Regions from separate parts of the Homo sapiens genome. Here region 2 is linked to region 1. A link is an interaction called in ENCODE POLR2A ChIA-PET data of the cell type or tissue named here. Cell type or tissue: Caco-2. All regions are shown on one strand. Links, peaks and the distances in the headings refer to the core of each region. The heading gives the core; the rest is flanking DNA.

What was found. ChIA-PET counts read pairs that join two places held together with the same protein. Peaks named below come from ENCODE experiments on the same cell type or tissue, not always from the same donor. Only the 100,000 strongest peaks of a DNase experiment are listed, where the experiment ranks them.
Region 2: POLR2A ChIA-PET joins it to region 1 with 5 read pairs; 1 of 35 experiments calls an interaction of 5 or more read pairs at or near these places.

Annotation. Positions count from the first base shown.
Region 1 is chr2:118,140,485-118,144,870 of GRCh38, forward strand. It overlaps LOC124907879 (a long non-coding RNA gene), which reads right to left and starts at 2,545. Exons shown (of 2, transcript XR_007087211.1): 1 at 2,440-2,545. RefSeq lists an enhancer at 1,653-2,326. In Caco-2, for the core only: no CTCF peak of the experiment used is centred there; a DNase peak (open chromatin) is centred at 2,307; H3K4me3 peaks cover 911 bases.
Region 2 is chr2:119,263,530-119,267,915 of GRCh38, forward strand. It overlaps STEAP3 (STEAP3 metalloreductase), which reads left to right. Exons shown (of 6, transcript NM_182915.3): 6 at 1-2,123. LOC105373581 (a long non-coding RNA gene) reads right to left here. Exons shown (of 2, transcript XR_001739666.3): 2 at 2,096-4,386. Among named protein-coding and RNA genes, the nearest start is that of STEAP3-AS1, 17 kb to the left of the region's middle. RefSeq lists a silencer at 1,795-1,894. In Caco-2, for the core only: a CTCF peak has its summit at 1,822 (motif pointing left); a DNase peak (open chromatin) is centred at 1,822.

The DNA.
Region 1 (4,386 bases), core at 66-4,065:
GAGAGTTCTGTAGATGTCTATTAGGTCCACTTGGTGCAGAGCTGAGTTCAATTCCTGGGTATCCTTGTTGACTTTCTGTCTCGTTGATCTGTCTAATGTTGACAGTGGGGTGTTAAAGTCTCCCATTATTAATGTGTGGGAGTCTAAGTCTCTTTGTAGGTCACTCAGGACTTGCTTTATGAATCTGGGTGCTCCTGTATTAGGTGCATATATATTTAGGACAGTTAGCTCTTCTTGTTGAATTGATCCCTTTACCATTATGTAATGGCCTTGTCTCTTTTGATCTTTGTTGGTTTAAAGTCTGTTTTATCAGAGACTAGGATTGCAACCCCTGCCTTTTTTTGTTTTCCATTTGCTTGGTAGATCTTCCTCCATCCTTTTATTTTGAGCCTATGTGTGTCTCTGCACGTGAGATGGGTTTCCTGAATACAGCACACTGATGGGTCTTGACTCTTTATCCAATTTGCCAGTCTGTGTCTTTTAATTGGAGCATTTAGTCCATTTACATTTAAAGTTAATATTGTTATGTGTGAATTTGATCCTGTCATTATGATGTTAGCTGGTTATTTTGCTCGTTAGTTGATGCAATTTCTTCCTAGTCTTGATGGTCTTTACATTTTGGCATGATTTTGCAGCGGCTGGTACCAGTTGTTCCTTTCCATGTTTAGTGCTTCCTTCAGGAGCTCTTTTAGGGCAGGCCTGGTGGTGACAAAATCTCTCAGCATTTGCTTGTCTGTAAAGGATTTTATTTCTCCTTCACTTATGAAGCTTAGTTTGGCTGGATATGAAATTCTGGGTTGAAAATTCTTTTCTTTAAGAGTGTTGAATATTGGCCCCTACTCTCTTCTGGCTTGTAGGGTTTCTGCCGAGAGATCTGCTGTTAGTCTGATGGGCTTCCCTTTGAGGGTAACCCGACCTTTCTCTCTGGCTGCCCTTAACATTTTTTCCTTCATTTCAACTTTGGTGAATCTGACAATTATGTGTCTTGGAGTTGCTCTTCTCGAGGAGTATCTTTGTGGCGTTCTCTGTATTTCCTGAATCTGAACGTTGGCCTGTCTTGCTAGATTGGGGAAGTTCTCCTGGATAATATCCTGCAGAGTGTTTTCCAACTTGGTTCCATTCTCCCCATCACTTTCAGGTACACCAATCAGACGTAGATTTGGTCTTTTCACATAGTCCCATATTTCTTGGAGGCTTTGCTCATTTCTTTTTATTCTTTTTTCTCTAGACTTCCCTTCTCGCTTCATTTCATTCATTTCATCTTCCATCGCTGATACCCTTTCTTCCAGTTGATCGCATCGGCTCCTGAGGCTTCTGCATTCTTCACGTAGTTCTCGAGCCTTGGTTTTCAGCTCCATCAGCTACTTTAAGCACTTCTCTGTATTGGTTATTCTAGTTATACATTCTTCTAAATTTTTTTCAAAGTTTTCAACTTCTTTGCCTTTGGTTTGAATGTCCTCCCGTAGCTCAGAGTAATTTGATCGTCTGAAGCCTTCTTCTCTCAGCTCGTCAAAGTCATTCTCCATCCAGCTTTGTTCCGTTGCTGGTGAGGAACTGCGTTCCTTTGGAGGAGGAGAGGCGCTCTGCTTTTTAGAGTTTCCAGTTTTTCTGTTCTGTTTTTTCCCCATCTTTGTGGTTTTTATCTACTTTTGGTCTTTGATGATGGTGATGTGCAGATGGGTTTTTCCTGTGGATGTCCTTTCTGTTTGTTAGTTTTCCTTCTAACAGAGAGGACCCTCAGCTGCAGGTCTGTTGGAATACCCTGCCGTGTGAGGTGTCAGTGTGCCCCTGCTGGGGGGTGCCTCCCAGTTAGGCTGCTCGGGGGTCAGGGGTCAGGGACCCACTTGAGGAGGCAGTCTGCCCCTTCTCAGATCTCCAGCTGCGTGCTGGGAGAACCACTGCTCTCTTCAAAGCTGTCAGACAGGGACATTTAAGTCTGCAGAGGTTACTGCTGTCTTTTTGTTTGTCTGTGCCCTGCCCCCAGAGGTGGAGCCTACAGAGGCAGGCAGGCCTCCTTGAGCTGTGGTGGGCTCCACCCAGTTCGAGCTTCCTGGCTGCTTTGTTTACCTAATCAAGCCTGGGCAATGGCGGGCGCCCCTCCCCCAGCCTCGCTGCCGCCTTGCAGTTTGATCTCAGACTGCTGTGCTAGCAATCAGCGAGACTCCGTGGGCGTAGGACCCTCCGAGCCAGGTGCGGGATATGATCTCGTGGTGCACCGTTTTTTTAAGCCCGTCGGAAACGCGCAGTATTCGGGTGGGAGTGACCCGATTTTCCAGGTGCCGTCCGTCACCCGTTTCTTTGACTCAGACAGGGAACTCCCTGACCCCTTGCGCTTCCCAAGTGAGGCAATGCCTCGCCCTGCTTGGGCTCGCGCATGGTGCGCTCACCCACTGACCTGCACCCACTGTCTGGCACTCCCTAGTGAGATGAACCCGGTACCTCAGATGGAAATGCTGAAATCACCCGTCTTCTTCGTTGCTCACGCTGGGAGCTGTAGACAGGAGCTGTTCATATTCGGCCATCTTGGCTCCTCCCCGCACCAATAGGTAATTTTTTAACCCTCACCTCTCTCTCCCTCCCCCAATTTGGAGTCCCCAGTGTCTATTTTTTTTTTTTTTTTTGAGATGGAGTCTCGCTCTGTTGGGCAGGCTGCAATGCAGTGATCTCAGCTCACTGCAACCTCCGCCTCCCAGCTTCAAGTGATTCTCCTGCCTTAGCCTCCTGAGTAGCTGGGATTACAGGCACCTGCCACCACTGCTGGCTAATTTTTATATTTTTAGGAGAGATGGGGTTTCACCATGTTGGCCAGGCTGGTCTCCAACTCCTGACCTCAAGTGATCTGCCTGCCTCAGCCTCCCAAAATGCTGGTATTACAGGTAGTGTCTATTATTTTAGTCTTTATGTCCTCGTGTACCCATTGTTTAGCTCCCACTTACAAGTGAGAATACGCGGTATCTGATATTCTGTTTCTGAGTTTGTTCACTTAGAATAATGGCCCCCAGCTCCATCCACATTGGTTCAAAAGACATGATTTCATTCTTTTTATGGCTGCATAGTATTCTATGGTGTACATACACCACATTGTCTTTATCTAATTATCTGTTGCCGATTAGGTTGATTCCATGGTTTTGCTATTGTGACTAGTGCTGCAATAAACATGAGTACAGGTGTATTTTTGATATAATAATTTATCTTCCTTTGGTATTCTATTTATATAATAATGCTCTTGTACAAATTTTATTTCCATGAGTTTTGATTCTTTCCATATTTTCTTGTAGAAGAAAGAACATACATCTCTCTGACTATATTCCAAATATCATCCAGCTCTGTAGAAATTTTATTAATTTCTCAGACTTGTTCTCCTTAAGACAATCTTCTTGAAACTCAGTAGTTTTCTATAATTGCTTTCAAGACTTTTAGTAGACTTCCTATCCAGGGAATTCTTTTCATCAACATTCTGGTTGGCTGTACACTTTTCTATAATTCATAGTTCTGTCTTTCTTGGTTTTTGCCAATTTTTCCCTCCCACCTCCTTTTGAGGGAGTACATCCTCAGGAAATTTATATATATGTAAATAGATTCTATGTATATAGATAGATCGATAGATAGATATAGATATATATAGATATAGATAGATATAGATATACATATAGATTTTTTTTTTTTTGAGACAGGATCTTGTTTTGTCACCCAGGCTGGAGTGCAGTGGCACAATCTCGGCTCACTGCAGCCTCAACCTCTCAGGCCCAAGCAATCCTCCTACCTCGGCCTCTTAAGTAGCTAGGACTACAGGCATGCACCACTGTGTCCAGCTGATTTTCTTATTTTTTGTAGAAACGGGGGTCTCACTATATTGCCCAGGCTTGTCTTGAACCCTTGGGCTCAAGTGATTGTCCCATCTTGGCCCTCCAAGGTGCTGGGATTATAGGCGTGAGCTATCATGCCTAGCCCAGGTAAATTCTTTAGAAAATGTATGGGTGAGGTAAATATTCTGAACCCTTGATTGTCTGAAAATTATGGTTTTTTTTCTTATTTTATGGTTCTTTCTCTGTTTCTTTCTTTCTTTCTCTGTCTCTCTCTTTCTTTTTCTTCCTTTCTTCCTTTCTTCCTTCTTTCTTTTTTGCAACCATAAGATGTTGAAGATGTATTTTTCTCATTCTTAAGCTGGATATAGAATTCTAGGTCCAAAATAATTTTACTTTCATATTTTGAAGCCTGTATTCTAGTGTCTTCTAGCATCCTTCATTGCTGATGAGAAGTCCAGTCCTGTTAGATTCAAATTTCTTTACAGTTACCTGTTTATTTCCCCATGGCCACCCAGTATCTCAGGGGTGCTATCTTGGGTGATTTGCTATTTAACCATGGCATGGCAAGGTCTTAGTCTTC
Region 2 (4,386 bases), core at 79-4,078, 1.1 Mb after region 1:
CATATATTCCACATATATAACAGGATTTGCAATTATACATAGCTAGCTAAAAAGTTGGGTCTCTGAGATTTCAACTTGTAGATTTAAAAACAAGTGCCGTACGTTAAGAGAAGAGCAGATCATGCTATTGTGACATTTGCAGAGATATACACACACTTTTTGTACAGAAGAGGCTTGTGCTGTGGTGGGTTCGATTTATCCCTGCCCACCCCACCCCCACAACTTCCCTTTTGCTACTTCCCCAAGGCTCTTGCAGAGCTAGGGCTCTGAAGGGGAGGGAAGGCAACGGCTCTGCCCAGAGCCATCCCTGGAGCATGTGAGCAGCGGCTGGTCTCTTCCCTCCACCTGGGGCAGCAGCAGGAGGCCTGGGGAGGAGGAAAATCAGGCAGTCGGCCTGGAGTCTGTGCCTGGTCCTTTGCCCGGTGGTGGGAGGATGGAGGGATTGGGCTGAAGCTGCTCCACCTCATCCTTGCTGAGTGGGGGAGACATTTTCCCTGAAAGTCAGAAGTCACCATAGAGCCTGCAAATGGATCCTCCTGTGAGAGTGACGTCACCTCCTTTCCAGAGCCATTAGTGAGCCTGGCTTGGGAACAAGTGTAATTTCCTTCCCTCCTTTAACCTGGCGATGAGCGTCCTTTAAACCACTGTGCCTTCTCACCCTTTCCATCTTCAGTTTGAATGACTCCCAGGAAGGCCTAGAGCAGACCCTTTAGAAATCAGCCCAAGGGGGAGAGCAAGAGAAAACACTCTAGGGAGTAAAGCTCCCCGGGCGTCAGAGTTGAGCCCTGCCTGGGCTGAAGGACTGTCTTCACGAAGTCAGTCCTGAGGAAAAATATTGGGGACTCCAAATGTCCTCTGGCAGAGGACCCAGAAAACCACACTGGCTCCAACTTCCTCCTCATGGGGCATTACACTTCAAAACAGTGGGGAGCAACTTTTCCACCAAAGCTACAAACCTAAAATGCTGCTGCCCCAAAGCACAAGAGGGAAGAGCACCGCCGGGGCCACAGGACGTCTGTCCTCCAGTCACAGGCCATCCTTGCTGCTCCCTACTGACTCTAGCTTACTTCCCCTGTGAAGAAACAGGTGTTCTCGGCTGAGCCCCCAACCCTCTGCAGAACCAGGTTGATCTGCCACAGAAAAAGCATCTTTGAAGACAAAGAGGGTGAGGTCTTCATGAGTCTCCTGGGCCCAAAGCCATCTTCTGATGGAAGGAAGAGAGTAGGGCCAGTGAAGGCTGCCCAGAGAGAATGTCACAGATGAGGCTGCCCCTGCCCCCCCCCCGCCAGGGAGGTTTCATGAGCTCATGTCTATGCAGCACATAAGGGTTCTTCAGTGAAAAGCAGGAGAAGAGCCCACTGCAAGGATAGCTCATTAGGCACATGACCGATGCAGGGAAGGCCATGCCGGGGAAGCTCTTCCTGCAGGTATTTTCCATCTGCTGTGCCAAGGCTGAGCGGCAGAAACTTGTCTCATAAATTGGCACTGATGGAGCATCAGCTGTGGCCCACAGAGAGCCTTGCTGAGAAGGGGGCAGGTAAAGCAGAGATTTTAGCATTGCCTTGGCATAACAAGGGCCCATCGATTCCCTACTAATGAGAGGCAGGGAGAGCATGGGCAATGGAGACCCACCAATGATCCCCAACCCCGGTGGGTACTGGCTGCCTGCCCTGGGCCAGGGAATGGCTCCTTATACCAAAGATGCTGGCACATAGCAGAACCCAGTGCACGTCCTCCCCTTCCCACCCACCTCTGGCTGAAGGTGCTCAAGAGGGAAGCAATTATAAGGTGGGTGGCAGGAGGGAACAGGTGCCACCTGCTGGACAATCACACGAAAGGCAGGCGGGCTGTGTACTGGGCCCTGACTGTGCGTCCACTGCTGTCTTCCCTACCTCACCAGGCTACTGGCAGCAGCATCCCGAGAGCACATCATCTCCACAGCCTGGTAAATTCCATGTGCCTCTGGGTACAAAAGTGCCTCAACGACATGCTCTGGAAATCCCAAATGCCACAGTCTGAGGTTGATATCTAAAATCTATGCCTTCAAAAGAGTCTCTGTTTTTTTTTTTTAACCTGGTAGACAGTATAAAAGCAGTGCAAATAAACACCTAACCTTCTGCAAACTTCAGGCTTTTATTTCTGCCATGTAGATCACGTATCCATTCGTCCACTGACTCGAGAAGCCTTCAGCTTGGAGCCTGCTCTCAGGCAGGCAGTGTGCAAGGACTTGGGACTGCCAAGGTGAACACAGTGATCTGTGCTAGAGCTGGCCAATGAGGAAGGGCAGATGTGCAGACCTAAGGGACTAAGGGACATGCCAGGGAGGAAATGGGCAAGATCCAGGTGACAGAGTGTCGGGTGGGGGTGTGGGGATGTGAAAAGGTGGCTTCCTGGAGTGGTCTGAAGGCTGAGGCCTCGGTGCAGGTAAAAGCAGCAGAGCTTCTTGAATTATAATGTGCCTGGGAGTCACCTAGGAATGTGGTTCGAATGCGGGTTCTGATTTGTGGTCTGGGGTGAGGCATGAGACTGTGCATTTCTAATAAGCTCCTGGGTGACCTGTATGGTGATGATCCTCGGACACTCCGAGCGACAAGAGCTTAGATGGCATTCTTTGCCTCTGCTGTGCTTAGTCTATGGCACACTAATCTGTACACACACATCTCTGTCCCCTCAATCCTCCCCATGAGCCTGCATTCCCCTGGCAGCCCTGGCAAGGTACACGTCTGTACAATGCTATCTATGACCCCCGTGTTCTCTTAAAGGCAGAGGGAGAAACACTCCATCTTGGAGCCACAGCCTTGCACTTTGTGCTTCACGAGGGCTGCGGCACATTGGCCCTGGGTCCATCAGGAAAACAAAAGGAGCTCTCTTCAGAGACCACCCAACTACCATGCAGCCGAGCCTTCCTGCTGAAGCAACCAGACTGCCTTATGGTACAGGGCAAGGGGGCAAGAAACCCAGTGCAGAAAGTGGTCTAGTGGCTAAAAACCATTTCTTGGGAACAATAACCAAAATACAGCCCTGCCATTTTGAGTTCATTATAAGGATTTTCCAAAGAAAGAACCATGGCCAGTAAATACATTCATGACAAACAATTTTCAAGGTGAAAAGCATCTTGTCCTTGGAGGTTTACTTTTCTCCTCTGTGTCCTCCCATGCATAAAGCTGAGAGAGTTAACTTTACAAAGAAGTAATCAAATAGATGAAAAATACCCCCTACCAAGGTAGCCCATGTAAGAACTAAGGAACCACCAAAATCACGCATATCAGTTCAGGAGAGAAAGTTATCATTTAGCTGTTTGACACGTTGAATCTTTTCCAAAAGCAATGAAGCTAGCTCTTGGAGTGCAGAAGCTCTCTTGTGCTGGGCCACTTCCCTGGTCTCAACCAAGAGAGAGTTGGCTCCACTAAAGCAGAAATTCTCAGTCCCATCCACAATCACTGACTTCTTCTAACAAGTCTTCTGAAAATCTCTTTACTAATTTCTGAAATGAAATTCAGAAATAATATAACCTACCTATGCATATAATTTTTAAAATCAGTGTAAGGTCTAAATTGAAACATAAAGTAGAAATAATTTACACTAATACATATATAACATTAATAATGAATAATTATTATATTAATAGCCTTACAATAAATAAATTGGTTTTTAAATACAGTATATTCAACTAAACATTGTTGGCTCATTTGTAGCTGACATTTTAAGATAAAAGTGCGTGTGTGTGTGTGTGTGTGTGTGTGTGTGTGTACTGTGTCCACTGTGAGTGTTTGAAATTGTGTTGAATGCTATGAAGAAATCACATAGGGTGAAGACCAATAAATGTCAACTAGATTTGGAAACATGGAAACCTAATGGTGAGAATTTCAGTAGGATGTTGAGGGTAAAATCCAGATTGAGTATGAATAAGAAGGAAATGGAGACAGTAATACTGGACAACTCTTCTGAGATTTGGCTGTAAAGCAAGGGAAAGAGAAAGGATGGGTAATGGGAGGGGTATGTGGGGGTTGAAGGAGGGCTGGTTATTTTTTTCCATGGTTCTGACCTAAACATGTTTTAAATGCTTCTGGGGAATAAACAAGGTGAAAAGGAATGATGGAAGATGAGAGAGAGAATGATAGAGAATCACAAAGTCCTGGAGGACATGGGAAGAGATGGAGTGCAGAGTACAGGTGGCTTTAGAGGAGGAGATTGTCCTTTACAACTAGGAGAGAAGGGGAAAAGAAGTGGCTGAGTATTGAGGGGAGGGGCTAGTTGTGATGACACAGCATGTGACAGTTCCCTTCTGATGTTGTCTGTTCTTTTTAAAAAAACAGTCAATCCCTTCTGCTGAGAACAGGGGAGGAGGAAGGTTTGGCTCTGAGGGCTGAAGAGGGACAAAATGGC